2 separate regions of the Mus musculus genome follow, and region 2 is linked to region 1. The links are chromatin contacts, found by Hi-C or POLR2A ChIA-PET in ENCODE. All regions are on one chromosome and are shown on one strand. The core of a region is the stretch at or near the end of the contact, and the rest is flanking DNA. Distances in the headings are between cores, read along the strand shown. Region 1 holds the start of Camk2n2 (calcium/calmodulin-dependent protein kinase II inhibitor 2). Region 2 holds the start of Polr2h (polymerase (RNA) II (DNA directed) polypeptide H).

Region 1 (7,292 bases), core at 4,745-7,244:
TTATTTTTGTTTTTGTTTTGTAGGACAGGGTTTCTCTGTGTAGCCTTGGTTGTCCTGGAAACTCACTCTGTAGACTAGGCTGGCCTCTAATGCAAAGATCTTTCTGCCTGTGCCTTCTGAGTGCTGGGATTAAAGGCATGTGCCACCACTGCCCGGCTTTATTCGTTTGAGATAGAGTCTCACTATGTAGCCAGGGCTGGCCTCCAACATGCAGTGATCTCCCTGCCTCTGCCTCCCAAGTACTGGAATTATAAGTATACACCACCGTGCCCTGGTATTTTAATTATTGTTATCATCGTCCAAGACCTATAATAGAGTAAAACTAGTAAGGCTGGAGGAAGTATACTCTAGTTCTCTGATGGTGGCGCAGGCTAGGTTCCCTAAGCATCAAGCTTTAACATCTTGACATACTGGAGCCTGAAGCCGCTGTCTACTCAGGACGAGTCTCTGGCTTGCTCATGCTCATGCTCACCGCAGTGACAAGATGGCGTCTTAGCATTCAGCTCTTGACTTCCCTTCCAAAACGACAAGAAAGAAAGCTCAGCACTTGGGAATCAAGTGAGGTGGCATGTGCCTGTATTTGGAAGATGGGAGCAGGAAGACCATCAGATCAAGGTCATCCTCGGCTACACACCGAGTTTGAGGCCAGCCTAGGATATATTAGACCCTGTCTAAGGAAGGAAAGGAAAGGGAGGGAAAAGGGGGGCAAGGGGAATCAGAATGAGTCAGATTGGGTGGAGCGGGTCTGTAATTCCAGTTACTCAGAATCAGAAAGATAATAAATTTACAGCCTGCCTGGGGACCCTGAGCAATCTGGTGAGACTGTATCACAAAATGCAAATGCAAAGGAGAAAAATGTCTGGGATTCAGTATTAGAGCATTGGCATGAAGCCCTAAGTTCAGCCCCCAATTGTTGGAGTCATCTTTTTTTTTACTTTGTATGAAGGTGTGTTTCTGTTCTTTTTTCTCTCTTCCTTCCTTCCTTTCTTTTTTCCTTTCTTTCTTTCTTTCTTTCTTTCTTTCTTTCTTTCTTTCTTTCTTTCTTTCTTTCTTTCTTTCAAGATTTATTTTATTTATATGAGTACACTGCAGCTATCTTCAGACACAACAGAAGAGGGCATCAGATCCCCATTATAGATGGTTGTGAGTCACCTTGTGGTTGCTGGGAATTGAACTCAGGACCTCTGGAAGAGCTATCAGTGCTCTTAAACCTCGAGCCATTTCTCCAGCCCTATTTCTGTATTTTCAATAGTTAATTCTGTACCTTCAGAGAGCTAAGTGCTGACAGGATTTTGATATTGTTATTTCTATTTCTCAACACCAAGTTCTAGTTTGTAAATATTTGTCCTTCCTCAAGGCAGTCTAGAATTGTATCTATCAGAGGTTGTCTTGCTACTGAATGGTTGTAATACAGATCTGATGGCCAGTTGCTGGGCAGGAAGTGATAGGGCAGAACTTCCTGGCGGAGAATGACGTGGGAGAAGAAAGCAGAAATGGAAGATTAGGAAGCAAACATGAAGGGGAGTAGCTGGACCTCAGTGGAGCAGAGAGGTGTTGGTTGGATGGTTTTTCCAGTCTGGGACTGGTTAGATGGTCTCATTTGTTTTATGGGTTTCTATTGGGATGACCAAACCCTTTGTAATTATTCTTCTTCCAGTAACCATGCTATATTATAATAGCAAACAAAGAAGAGAAATACCAAGCTACTGTTAGTCATCATTAAAACTCACATCAGCAACAAATGGGGTCGGTCATGCCTCAGAACACAGCTGTCTTTCAGACCTTTGCTTCATCACATTTGCTAGTGTCCCTACAGGGCCAGCATGTCCTGTGGTCAAGGTTGGATTCAGGGATGGACAAATAGACTCTACTTCTGTACTGGGGAAGCTGCAAAATGTTGTTATCTTTTTCTTACATTTGTTCATCACAGTGCTATTTATAATGCCCCCCCCCCCCCAAACAGGGAGGAAATCATGTATAAGTATAGAGGGCTTGTTGAATAACTCAAGCATCCATACAATGGAATGCTGTGTAACACATGCAAATGATAGAAGAGGACTAAGCGGGGGCTGGAGAGATGGCTCAGTGCTTAGGAGCACTGAATGCTCTCCCAGAGGTCCTGAGTTCAATTCCCAGCAACCACATGGTGGCTCACAACCATCTGTAATGGGGTCCAATGTCCTCTCTTGGTGTTTGAAGGCAGCTACAGCGTACTCATATACATAAATAAATATATTTTTTAAAATAATCGATGGGAATAATAATTGATATGTAAATTAGGAGAGGAACAGGTTTTAAAAGAAATCTCATTTTATAAAGCAAAATAAATACACGCAATCACAGGTTGAAAAAAGGTCAGAAGGATGTAAACAGAATGCTTAGTATGAATGTATTTGATGATGGTGATGCTACTTTCTTTTTTACATACTTATTTATTCATCATATGTATGTTTGCACATACCATAGCACAAATATAGAAGTCACAGGAAAATTTGTGGCAGTCTCTCCTGCCATCATGGAGATGAAAATCAGGTTTTCAGGCTGGACAGCACATATCTTTACTAACTGAGCCATCAAAGAAGCCTGATGCTACTTTCAAGCTCTTTGGGTTTGTAAAATAACAGCTACCATTTCTATATACTTATTAATTTATCTTTACAATAGTCTAATAAGATATATTCTACTAATATAATTTCCCTGTATGGCAGATGAGAAACCTAAGATACTGGGAAACTTAAGTGTTCATACTTATACAAAACAAAACAAAAAAGAATCTAACCAACTGAGTGTGGAAGCACAACCATGCAACCCCAGTCACTGGAGGCTGAGCCAGGTGGGCTTACCGAGCTATAGGACAAGTTTCACTTGTATAACTTGTACAAGCCATTCAACAGTTCATTAATCACTACACTAGTGTATCAGAGTCCACTGCTGTGTCTGCGGCTCCAGTGTGATCCTTGGTAAATGGATTCTATCATCAGTGGTAGTTTGATCTTGCTGTTCCCTGCTGGGGAACCATCCCAGAGCCTTATGCATATTATGCAAGCTGCTTTATCATTGAACTTCAGCACTGGTCCTTGGTTGTTTTTGTTGTTGTTGTTGTTTGTTTGTTTTTGTTTTGTTTTGTTTTGTTTTTGAGAAAGGATTTCAATGTAGCCCAGGGTGGCCTTGAACTCACTATGTAGCCCATACTTCCGATCCTTCTTCAGCCTTCTGGGTGCTGGGATTACAGGAGTGTGCCACTATGCCCCAAGTGAGAGGCTGTCAATAAAAACATTTAAAGTGCTATTACAATACTCCAAACTTTATCTCAGCAGAGATGCAGAACATCACACTTTTGCGTAGAAGATAAGAATATAAGGAAAATTTCTCACACATAAGTGGAACTTATGCACATTTAGTATTATAATATCTTTAAAGTTCTGCACTTGGGTCTTTTTTGCTTAACTATGCTCCACTGCAGAGGGAGACACAAATTAGATTGCTTAGGAGGCTCAAGGCTAGCTGGTTTATACAAGTTTCAGACCAGCTTAAGCTACATAATGAGACCGTGTCTCAAACAAAACAAAACAAACAAAACAAAAAAGAATCTACCCAACTGAGTGTGGAAGCACAACCATGCAACCCCAGAACATTGGGGGCTAAGGCAGGAAGGCTTACCTGAGCTATAGGACAAGTTTCAAGCTAGTTGGGTCTACACAGTAAGGCCCTGTCTTTAAAAAATAATAAAATAAAAATGAATTCCAGATTAAATTATTGACTTTATCTCTCTTCTCTTGCTAGAGAGAGATTTGCTTCAGTTCCCACATGCTATCATTCTTGGCAAGAATCCCAGGGTTCTTTCTTCATCGATTTAGGTGAGTGGCTGCTCAGTTCTGAAACAATGCAGCTTAGCTCAGGGCTGTTTCACCCACAAAACTGGCCTTAATGAATAGCTTCTATTTTCTCTGTTTAAACTAGAATCGCAGCTCAGAGAGATCACATGACACACTTATTGGGAAGATGAAGAGTATACTGCTAAGATTTTGGTGGCTTTATTTTTCTAAAGTTATATAAGTAGCAATGATTTTTGTTTGTTTTTGGACAAGGTCTCATTATGTAGCCCTGAACTTACTGTGTAGATGCAGCTGGCCTCAGACTCACAGAGATCAGCCTGACTGATCACAGAGATGAATGGCCAACTCCACCAGGACCAACACAAATGATTTTTAAAAACACGATTATTGGGCCTTCAATTCAAGGTCATTCAGAAAATGGCAGATTCTGGATTGAAAGTCATAGCTGTGCAACTTCCAGGGGAAGGAGGTGTTTTGGACAATCTGATCACCCAGAGTTATTCTGTCCTTCCTTTCAGATGTCAGGGTCAGTCTTTCTCACCCCAGGGCTCAGTTGGGGACCATTCCTCCCAGCCAAAAAGATGGCGTACAGGAGTGTTAGAAGGAACCCCTGTTAGGCTACACCCCAGAGGTAATCTCAATCACTCCTCTTCCCTATCCCACAGGCCCTGTTCAGAGTCCTGACAGCAGAGACCTTTGCATTAAACACCCGAAGGGAGAAAAATCAGCAACCCAGCAATCTCACTAGCGTGATTTGGCGGGACTAAAGGGAAGGTGTCTTGCTTGGAGCATGGGCAAAAGCAATAGCGTCATTATTGTCTTTACCAGCCCGTCACTGTGAGTGAATGTGAGACACACCCTCCCTCCCAAGGCCAGTGATTGCGCCAGAGCCCTCTCGCGCCAGAGAGCGGGTGACGCTGCAGCTGACTGCTAGCAGGGCAGGGGCGGGGTTTGTGGGGGGGCGGGGGGCGCAAGAGGTGAAAGGAAGTGTGCGTGTTCTTTTCAGGGGAGGGAGAGAACTCTACCCCAGGCCCCAGCAACAAGGGCGGGGGACACCCTGTCCCTGCTGATGCTTATTAGCGCGCGCCTCTTGCTCAGGCACTCCGGGCTTCCCTGCGTCATCCGCATCCAGGGCGCCCGCCGCGACGCTGCCATTCATTTCTCCCACACTGCCAGCTAGAGCAAGCCTCCCAGGCTGAGGGAACCGCGTGGAGCGACTGGCGCTTTGAGTCTGGATTTTGGCGCCAACAGCGGTCCTAGGGTTTGTGGGGAGTCTATTCTGGCGCGCGCTGCGGTTGCAGTGTTTAAGATCCTTCCCCTGAAAGGCCGCAACGCAGTCTCGGGGGACAGACCCAGTGGTACTCATACAGGGACCAGGTATGCAGACAGATACAGAAATTCAAAACTAGCACACAGAGACCAAGATCAGATACACAGAGGTAGACTGACAGATGCTCAGACAGTCGAATACAAATTGGCCAACTGATGGAGACCTACGCGCAACCAGGATACAGGAACGCGCCAAGCACGGTGGCACCACCCCCAGGCCCGAGCTCTTCCCGCGCTCCAGTCGGATGGTTCCTTCCCCTCTCTCTACGCGTAGTTGGCCCTTTCCCGGTCGCGTTTCAGAGCCCAGGGCTGTGTTCACAGCCAGCCTGGCCGTCGCCTTCTGGGGCCCCGCCGCGCCCCCAGCTTTTGGCGCTCAGTTCTCTGTTGCTCTCCCCTAACCGCGGGTGCCGTCACTCCCCTTCTCCCCTAAGCACTCGGCTAGCCGCTCCCGCCTAGCTGTCGCCTGCACCGGCCGCTGCGGTTCCCCCGGGCCCACGTGGCGGCCATTCCCGGCCACCTCGCGGGAACCTCCCACGGCCGCGCGTTCCACTCCAGGGATCACCGGACTCCCTCGAACCGCTGGGCCCCGCCTCTTTCCGCTGGCCGGTTCCCGCCCCGCCTCCACCGCGCCCCGCCCGCCGTTCTCTGCCGCAGTCGGGCGCTCATCGTCATTCCGCTCTCGCCGCCGCCGCCGCCCCCGCCCCGCCCCCGCCCGGTCCCCGCCGCTGCCGCCGCCGCCTGCCCAGCGGCCCGGGAGGCGGAGGCGCGGGGGAGGAGGCCCCGCTCGGCTCCGCAGTCCCGGATGCTGTATGACTTCATCCTTCCGCCGGCTCCCCTGCTGAGCTAGGGCCGGTCCGGCAGCTAGCCTCTGCCCGTGCCCCGCCGCAGTCCCTAGCCCGCCCGGTGCCCGCCATGTCCGAGATCCTACCCTACGGTGAGGACAAGATGGGCCGCTTCGGCGCAGACCCCGAAGGTTCCGACCTCTCTTTCAGCTGCCGCCTGCAGGACACCAACTCCTTCTTCGCTGGCAACCAGGCCAAGCGGCCCCCCAAGCTGGGCCAGATCGGCCGAGCCAAGAGAGGTACGCGGCCCGGGCCCGGAGTCGCCGCCTGACCCAGAAACCCTTCGCCTGGCGTCCCCAGGCTGCCGTTCCCCGTCAAGTGGCAGCTGCTCTTGCCGCAGACCAGCGCAGCCAGCTGCGTACCCGCCCGGGGTGGGGAGGGTCCCTGCTGTGGAGTTGTCCCATTCTTTCCCTCTCCCGGGAATACTGTGTCCCGGATTCGAAGCTCTCCACTTCTGGAAAAAGAGCCCCGGCTCCTGGTCAAGGGGGAGGGGCCGCTTAGGGTATTTGGGGCTGCTTGGCACTGGGAACACAAGGTGGTGGGCCAATTCCTTGGGCTGAGATGAGTAGGTGGATGTTACTGGAGGGCACCGAGGCCAGGGGTTCGGTCGTCTTGATTGTTTGTATTGGGAGGGGACTCAGGAAGGCACTATCAAAACAGGGATTCAGGTAGAGGAAAGGGTTACACCAGGTGACAGTTTCATCTGAGCTCAGTTCGAGGAGGGGGTTGTGTCGAAGGCAGAGGTTTCTGGTCGGCTTAGATGGAGGAAGGCTCAGGTGACGGGAGGGTTCGCATTGGGAGTCTTCGGAAGAGGGGTGTTCCCACATAGGGAGGTTTGGGTGCCAGGCTTGGTAGCAGGTAGGGTCCGCGGGAGAGTTCGGGTAGGGAGGGCATAGGGTTTTGAGCCGTGTCGCGGAAACACAGGCAGTAGAGTAGATCTGCGCGGGGCTTGAGGACACCGGCCCCACTGTCGCCGCCGCCCCCCGAGACCGCGCGGCTGATGCGCTTTCTCCCTGCGCAGTGGTGATCGAGGATGACCGGATAGACGACGTGCTGAAGGGGATGGGGGAGAAGCCTCCGTCCGGAGTGTAGACGCGCCGGCTCTGGCGGCGGGCTCCGGGCCCAGCCCCGCAGCGGCCAGGAGCACGGGCCGGCGATGCGGCTGCCGGCGCACCCCCGCCCGGGGCCGAGGTGCCTACGGGCGGGGGCTGCAGGGCCACGCCGCCACGGGGTCAGTGTTGCTACCGCCGCTGCCAGGCGCTCCGGAGCTGTCCGCTTCAGCACC
Region 2 (7,292 bases), core at 2,912-5,411, 97 kb before region 1:
CCACCTCAAATCCATGCAGGTTGTTGGCATCACCCTGAAGCCTCATGAGCAGGCCCCCATAGGACACGTACGCAGAGCTGAAAGAGAAGGCCCTTGTCCTGAGCCTAAACTCTACAGCAGCTGCTTCCCAGCAGCTCCCACCCATGGTTTAAAAAGGCCTAGTATTCTGTCACCGGGAACCAAAGATTAGGAGAGAAATGAATGCATGTAGACATGTGCATTAAGTCCAGAGCTAGGAGACATACAAATGAAGATGTCACCATTCTCTGCAACGTTATACAGCTACTAGACTGTTTAGGTAGGAGCTGCAGAGATGGCTCAACCGGAAGATCACTAGGTGTTCTTGCAAAATGCAGAAAACCTGGGTTCACTTCCCAGCACCACACAGCATCTCATAACCACTTTAATTCCTCTTCTGACCTTGGTGGACTCATGCCTGCACATGATACACACACACATACAATAAATACATTTTTGAAAATGCTAAGGAGCCAAGAGAACGGCTCATGCCTTTAATCCCAGCAGCAGGAGGCAATAAAGTGGATCTCCTGAGTCCAAAGGCAGCCTGGGTCAGTCCCAGTCCAGGCTACCTTGTCTCAAAAAAAAAAAAAAAGTTTGGGGAGCTTTCAACTAATAAGAAAAATATTGTAAAGGGTCTTAAAGAGAAAAGTAAACACTTAAAAAAAAACTATTTAAACTCTTTGTTTGTTTCTGTTTTTAAAATAACAGGGTCTCACTATGTAACCCTGGCTGGCCTGGAACTCACTCTGTAGACCAGGCTGGCCTGGAATGCACAGAAATCCACCTGCCTCTGTCTCTCCAATGCTGAATTACAGATATCTGCCACCACAGCAGCTACTCAAACTCTTTATCTAAAAGATTCCCTAGGTGACTATTGTTCTTCTTCTCATTTTGTTCTTTTTCTGTGCTTCAAGTTTCTGACAACCACACTTTTTAAACATCATTTTAAAGAAAAGGGGAAAAAAAATTCAGGCAGGGAAACCAAAGATCCAAGGGTTGGGCTACAGAGAAGCAATACATACTTAACCAAAACAAACAAACAAACAAACAAACAAACAAACAAAAAAGGCCTGATTATGCATAGTGCACGTGTTCTCCAGCAAGATGCTCTGTTGTCCTTCACAAAGCAAGATAGCTCGTGCCTCCTCTGGACTACAGGGTCTTGAAAACCCTGACTATGGTGCCGCTGAGTGACCCACATACAGGCTGGAAACTGTTCCCAAGACAAATTCTTCCACCTAGGTTTGGAATACTAGAAACAAAGGGGGGTGGGGGTGGGGAGAGGGCGGCAACACAGAAGTAAAAGCCTGGCCCAACCTCAGAGCAGGGAGGGAAAAGACTTTTCCTAGACAGTGTTACTTACAGGCGTGTGGCTGCTTCAGTGGAGGTCTCATCCCCTTCGATCCTGTACACTTTCCCATACATGACATACTCAAACTGGTCAGCCCTACAAACAACAGACTGGTCACTCTTCATAGTAAGAGTCTACGGGAACTTTAGAAATGGAGACTGATGAGGTACACATGCAGAACCATGACCTTCCTTGGCCCCCACAGAAATTCTGTGAGGTACACATGACCATCTGTATTTCATTGATGAGGAGACAGAAGGCTTTGAACTGAAAACTCAGGTTGAGTCGTGGCCTTTTAGCCCTATTCCAACTGGCCTCAAACTCACAGTCAGACAGACTTGTGCTTCTGTTTCCCAAGTGCAGGGACTAAGGGTGCTGGTCACCAGACCTACTACTCCATAGTCTTTCTATCACACCAAGCTCCCTCACAAGACCTAAGTTACTATGTAATCCTTTCCTCAGCCTTAAAGACCTAACCCTGAACCAAAGGCGGCACATAACCTTAATTCCAGCACTGAGGCAGAGGAGGTAGATGTGACTCTAAGTGCAAGGCCAGCCTGATCTACAGACCAGGTCAACCAGGTCTCTACAAAGTGAGAAGACCCTGTCCCACATAAATAAATAGATGCAATTCACAAGCTTATGATCACTGCTCTCAGTAATGAATAAAACTAGTCATCTGAATTTTTTTCAATTTTTTTAGACACAAGGTCTCATGTAGCCAAGGCTAGCCTCAGACTTGATATGAGGCCAAACATTTTCTTGAACTCGTGAACCGTCTCCTGAATCCTGGATTATAGACAAAAGCCATCACATCCAGGTCTAGTTGTCTGAATTCTTTTTTTTTGTTGTTTTTTGTTTTTTTGGTTTTTTTTTTGAGACAGGGTTTCTCTGTATAGCCCTAGCTGTCCTGGAACTCACTCTGTAGACCAGGCTGGCCTTGAACAGAAATCTGCCTGCTTCTGCCTCCCAAGTGCTTATGCTGGAATTAAAGGCGTGTGCCACCACTGCCCAGCTAGTTGTCCGAACTCTAATTGCAGCAATGCCTTTAAGGTAATTCAGATTCCACTGACAGCAATCATTTATCTCTAGAAGTAAAGACTTTCCTATATACTTACGTTTTTCTTTCTTTATAATATATACATAATATAGAACATATGTTATATAACATTATATGTAATATATAATATGTACTATATATTATATGTAATGTACAACATTATATATAATATATAAATAAATTATATATTATATTACTTCATTACATTCTCATCATAGTTACTTATATATAGTATTAACATATGTTATTATATACTATAACATACATGTTATATATTATATCTAATATATAACATTATATAACTTATGTTATACATTGTCATGTAATGTGCATAGTATATAATACATATTGTATCCAAGAAATCAAATTTTCTATAACATATAGTTATACATATGTATATCCATAATCTACATATTATACTTTCTCTGCACTATATTCTTATCTTAGTCACTTGTTTACTGCTACCTCACCTGGAAGGCCTGTCATCTGTGGGGTTGTATTCACCATCATCCAAGGTACCATCTTCATACAAAGTACTAGCTATAACCAACCGGAACTTGTCACCTGAATAGAGCAGCAACATCAGGGTAAAGAAGTAGACACCTAAGACCAAAATCCTCTTGCCATTGCCCGTATTCAATACTTACCTAAGTCCACAGGGTAAATCTGAATGTTTACATCTAAGATGAGGTCCATCTTGAAAGATTCACTCTCACAGTGCAGCCGGGATACTGGGGAAGAGTGCATGACAGACATGATTACAAAGTCTATCGATGCCAGCTTGGGGTCAAATGCAAGAGATCAAATCATCTAACATGCACACACCCACCAGCCTCCCACAACTGCAATCAGAATCAGATTCACAAGAGGGAAGAAGGCAGTAACCTCAGCAAGTGACAGGGTCCCAAGCAAGCGGCAAAGCTCCTCCAGCAGTGGCCAGTCTCCAGGCTCTAACTAAAAACGCCTGGATGATTTAGACTAGAGTCTCACTGGTCCTGAGACTTCCTCTTTCTAGCAGGAGACACTGCTGAGGGAATCTGAGGGATGTATTCAAAACTGACATCTGTCTTAAGACATTTGCCTCCAGGCTAAGCGACACCAAGAAGAAACAACTTCCGGATCGTTGGGAAAATAAATACACCAAGCGGTCAACTGAATGAAATTCAGAGAGCTTCGGAAAGAGCTAACTTGTTCTTAGGCTAATACAAAATTATTGGTTAGGAAGGCAGGTAGGTAACTCGCTGCAAGACCTGGGGTAACAAAAGAGATAAGGCACCATCTACTTTTTCCAAGAATAAAGTTCAGAGCACGGTAGAGCACATAATAACTGTGTAGGGAGTTAGAAAGGTTCCCAGGGGTATGCCAGCACCCAGCTAAGGGCCACCCACCGGGCACCAGGCACCGCAAATATAATAGAAAAAGCTGTCTCAAGTTTCTCATTCACGAAAAAAAAAAAAAAACTGTTTCCTGAGGGAGGTACCGAGAGGGTGGGGCGGGCCAGCCACTTGGGGTGGGTGGGCATGTTGGCCACTTCCCTCCTACCGCCCCGACACCGCTTACCTCGGTCAAATTTCTTGCCTTCTGGGTCGATGTCTTTCACATCGAAAATATCCTCGAACAGGATGCCCGCCATCGCGAAGGGCACGAAAGCTGCAGAGGATGTGAGCGCGCGGCCACCACTGGGGATTCGCGCACCCCCTCACGTGGAGAAAAGTAAGACAGGGCAGAGTACCGCCCCAAAAGCGGCAACGAGGCCGAGGGCGCGTGCGCACGGGCTGCAGTCACGCAGCCACTTCCGCTGCCTCCTTCTCGGGGCTTCTTCACTTCCGCCGGGAAGGGCCACCTCCGAGGTGCTCGGGCCTTGTGGGCGAGTCTCAAAACTCGGTGACTCCGTCCAAGGCGGGGACAGATTAAGTCCCACCTCCGACGGGGTACCGCGCTGCGCCCGGCTCGACGGCGCCCTCTTCAGACTGTGGATCCCAAAGCGTGGAAAGCTTGGGGGCCTAACCCAGCCAGGAACCTTGATCCTTGGCCCAGAGAAGCCCGGCCCTAGCCCTTCCCTGAAGTCCGCGTGCCGGCCGAGGGCACAGTCCGCGCTGCAGGCAGGTGGAGCAGAACCCCGCCCGCAGAGCACCAGCCCTCCAGGACCCGGTGCCCAGCCCCTCAGACTGTCACCAAGATCCCCAAAGCTGGTGCGAGCTGGCTCGGACCAGCTAGACATCACCGGAGCCGGGTGCGTCCGGTTTGGGAATTTGCCATGATGTCACTCTCGGGGAAAGGAAAGCCCGCATTGTGCCCTCCCCTGGGGCTTCACCTCCTCGCCACTCCCGTCTTCCCTTGGCCCTGCTTGGCACTAGCCTCACACTGATCCCCTAGAACACTGCCAACTGAACTTGGTACTGCCTGTCACCCCACTATACCACCCTCTTCTGGACACTGAAGTGCGCCTTTCACTGGGAGGCGACAGCTCGCAATACCTTCTTTCTAGGTGCTACCTCCTCTCATTACAGCCCCTGTGCTGGGCACCCTCTTGTTTCTTGAATGAGTCTTCATCCTGGTACTATTCTTTCTCCACAGATTTCTGGACACTGTCCTCTCCAGTGGCTCCAACCTAACGCTGCCCATCCTCTTTGTGCCCTCGACACCTTCTTCTTGTCCTTCCCAGGACCCCGAAAGACAATGTGGAGCCTCAGTAGGCCGTTTCCTCAGGGCGTCAGCAGCTACTCAAATTCCCCCTTAAGCGGTGCCTGGGAGGAGCGACCTCTGCTCCCCCCCCCCCCCACACACACACACACACCCGCCTCCCAGGAGCGGCCTCCCCCGCACCAATAGCTCCCTTCCCTCGGGCCTCACCCCTTCCCGTCCCCTCCCACCTCCACCTCCGCCCCTCTTTCCAGGCCTAGCCATTCCAGGTGCACCTTCCCGGGGGAACCCGGAGGAAAGGAAGGAGAAAGGGAGGCAAGGAGGGAGCCGGCTCTCGGGCATCCTCCCAGATGCGTCTGAGCCGCCTGAAAGTGTGAAGCAGAGGCTGCCCCTGTCCGGTCTGGCTTAGAGAGCCCGAATTAGCTTTTGTCAGTAGCCCCCTACCCCAGTTCAAGAGTCCCCACATCTCCAGCCCCTCCCGCACAACGCTGCAGCCGCGGGAGAGCCCGTCCCTTCCACGTGCCAGCAGACCCGCCCCCGCCCGGCCCCCGCACCCTCAGGGCGCTGGGTTAATCCCGGGCCTCCGTGGCGAAGGGGTGCGAGATCGTGTTTCAAGCGCCCCCTGCCGCCTCTCCGGACACCAGGAGGCGGCCCCAATGCAGACCCCGGCCGGGCAGGGACGCCCCTGCAGATGGGCCGGGGCGGAGCAGCAAAGCAGGGCACCGCCCTCGGCCCGCCCGCCGAGGAGGAGACGCTAGCGGGAGGCTGAGCCTGCGGCGCGCGCCCGGGGACCCGTCGCACTCTGCACTCGGCCGCCTGGGCTGAGGGGACGGGACGGGTGCGGGCGCGGGCTCAGCGGGCCGGGAGCTGAGTCAAGGCCGAGAAGCAGAGGGAGGCAAGAGGACAGTGCACCGAGATGGCGGCTGCAACGGCTGCGGCGGCCGCGGCGGCGGCGGCGGGGGAAGGGATGGAGCCTCGAGCGCTGCAGTACGAGCAGACCCTGGTAAGTGAAACCCAAGGGTTGCCCTACGGGACCAATGCTGCAGGTTGCCCTGGAAAGTGTGAGGACAGATGGCCTACCCTAACCCGGCCTCAGCCTTTCTCAGCTATGGAAACTGAGGTTCGGGATCCGCCAGGCTGTGGGTTCAGAGTGTTGGAAAGCTGCTTGCTGGTTTCTGGCTGAGACTGGTGGCCTGCAGAAGACAATGACACCAGGTGCTTGGCCCAGGTGTCCTTTCTCTTACCCACTTCTGCATACACGTTTTTGTTTTCTTCACTTACCACTTGAGTCCAAGTTACAGCAGCCCAGTGCTCTTTCTGAACACCATCTATACTATTGAACTTGATCCACATGTCTATCTACTTTCAACACCCTCCTGGGTCCCTGCTGTGTACATGGTCCCAGGCTTAGCTTAAAGACAGTAGGAAGTAATCAAACCCAACCCCTGCCTTTAACAGCTCAAGCCCAACATTGACAAGAACTCCTCAGGAGACCCTGTTGGAAAAGGTGGCTTAGGTGGCTTTTTGCCACCCTGGGGACTGAAGCTTTAGGGCCGATGCAGGAAGCAGGAATGGGTGTGAGAACTGAAACCTTTGTTCCAGCTGGATCTAGCCAGGTACCCCACCACCACCACCCACGCCCATGGAGTGTCCCTTGACCTCATAAGAAGCAGGGGTCCTGAGCTTTGAGATGACTCATGACCACCATTGCTGAGAAGCCATTCACCAGAATGGGGGACCAAGCCCTAAGGAAAGAAAGTGGCCCAGTAGTTTCTTTTTTATCACCTTAGGCTGGAATTTGCCCGAGAGGATAACAGGGAGAAACAGCTGTAGGAGAGGGCCTGGGCTGTAACTGAGTCAGAGAGGTGCCCAATTACCAGAGACTGTGAAACAGAATAACTGGTATGAGAGTACAGTGCCAATCGATAGTGGAGGCAAGCCCTTTTGTTGGAGATGGCCCATATCCTGGCCGTCCACGGGTCAAGAAGAGGCGCATTTGGCCATGGAAGCCAGGCATCTAACATGGAATGGTAACTCTTTTGCACCAGCGGCTGCTCCATCTCCTTGTGCCTGTGGACTGAGTTCTCAGGGTCAAGCGCTCCCTGCTCTGGCCTCTCCCACTTCCCCTCCCACCCTTTTGTCTTGCTCACCTCCTCCCACCTGCTGTGTTTCTCTGTACACTCTTCCTCCTCCTCCCTGCTCTGGACACTTATGTTG

The links. A loop is a pair of places that touch in the nucleus more often than their neighbours do. ChIA-PET counts read pairs that join two places held with the same protein, here RNA polymerase II (POLR2A).
Region 2: a map of T-helper 17 cell shows a loop between it and region 1 (2.2-fold over the local background). The contact joins the promoter of Polr2h here to the promoter of Camk2n2 in region 1. A Hi-C loop is called at or near these places in 2 of 37 maps with a recorded cell type or tissue (T-helper 1 cell and T-helper 17 cell). POLR2A ChIA-PET finds 5 or more read pairs at or near these places in 4 of 5 experiments (Patski and embryonic stem cell).

The regions. Positions count from the first base shown.
Region 1 is chr16:20,619,980-20,627,271 of GRCm38, reverse strand. Camk2n2 (calcium/calmodulin-dependent protein kinase II inhibitor 2) reads left to right here and starts at 5,994. Exons shown (of 2, transcript NM_028420.2): 1 at 5,994-6,246; 2 at 7,029-7,292. The coding sequence starts at 6,078. The coding sequence ends at 7,099. The region is part of intron 2 of Eef1akmt4-ece2 (Eef1akmt4-Ece2 readthrough); the gene reads right to left.
Region 2 is chr16:20,714,695-20,721,986 of GRCm38, reverse strand. It overlaps Polr2h (polymerase (RNA) II (DNA directed) polypeptide H), which reads right to left and starts at 4,161. Exons shown (of 5, transcript NM_145632.2): 1 at 3,993-4,161; 2 at 3,080-3,163; 3 at 2,903-2,996; 4 at 1,385-1,468; 5 at 1-77. The coding sequence starts at 4,065. Clcn2 (chloride channel, voltage-sensitive 2) reads left to right here and starts at 5,351. Exons shown (of 24, transcript NM_009900.2): 1 at 5,351-6,078. The coding sequence starts at 5,992.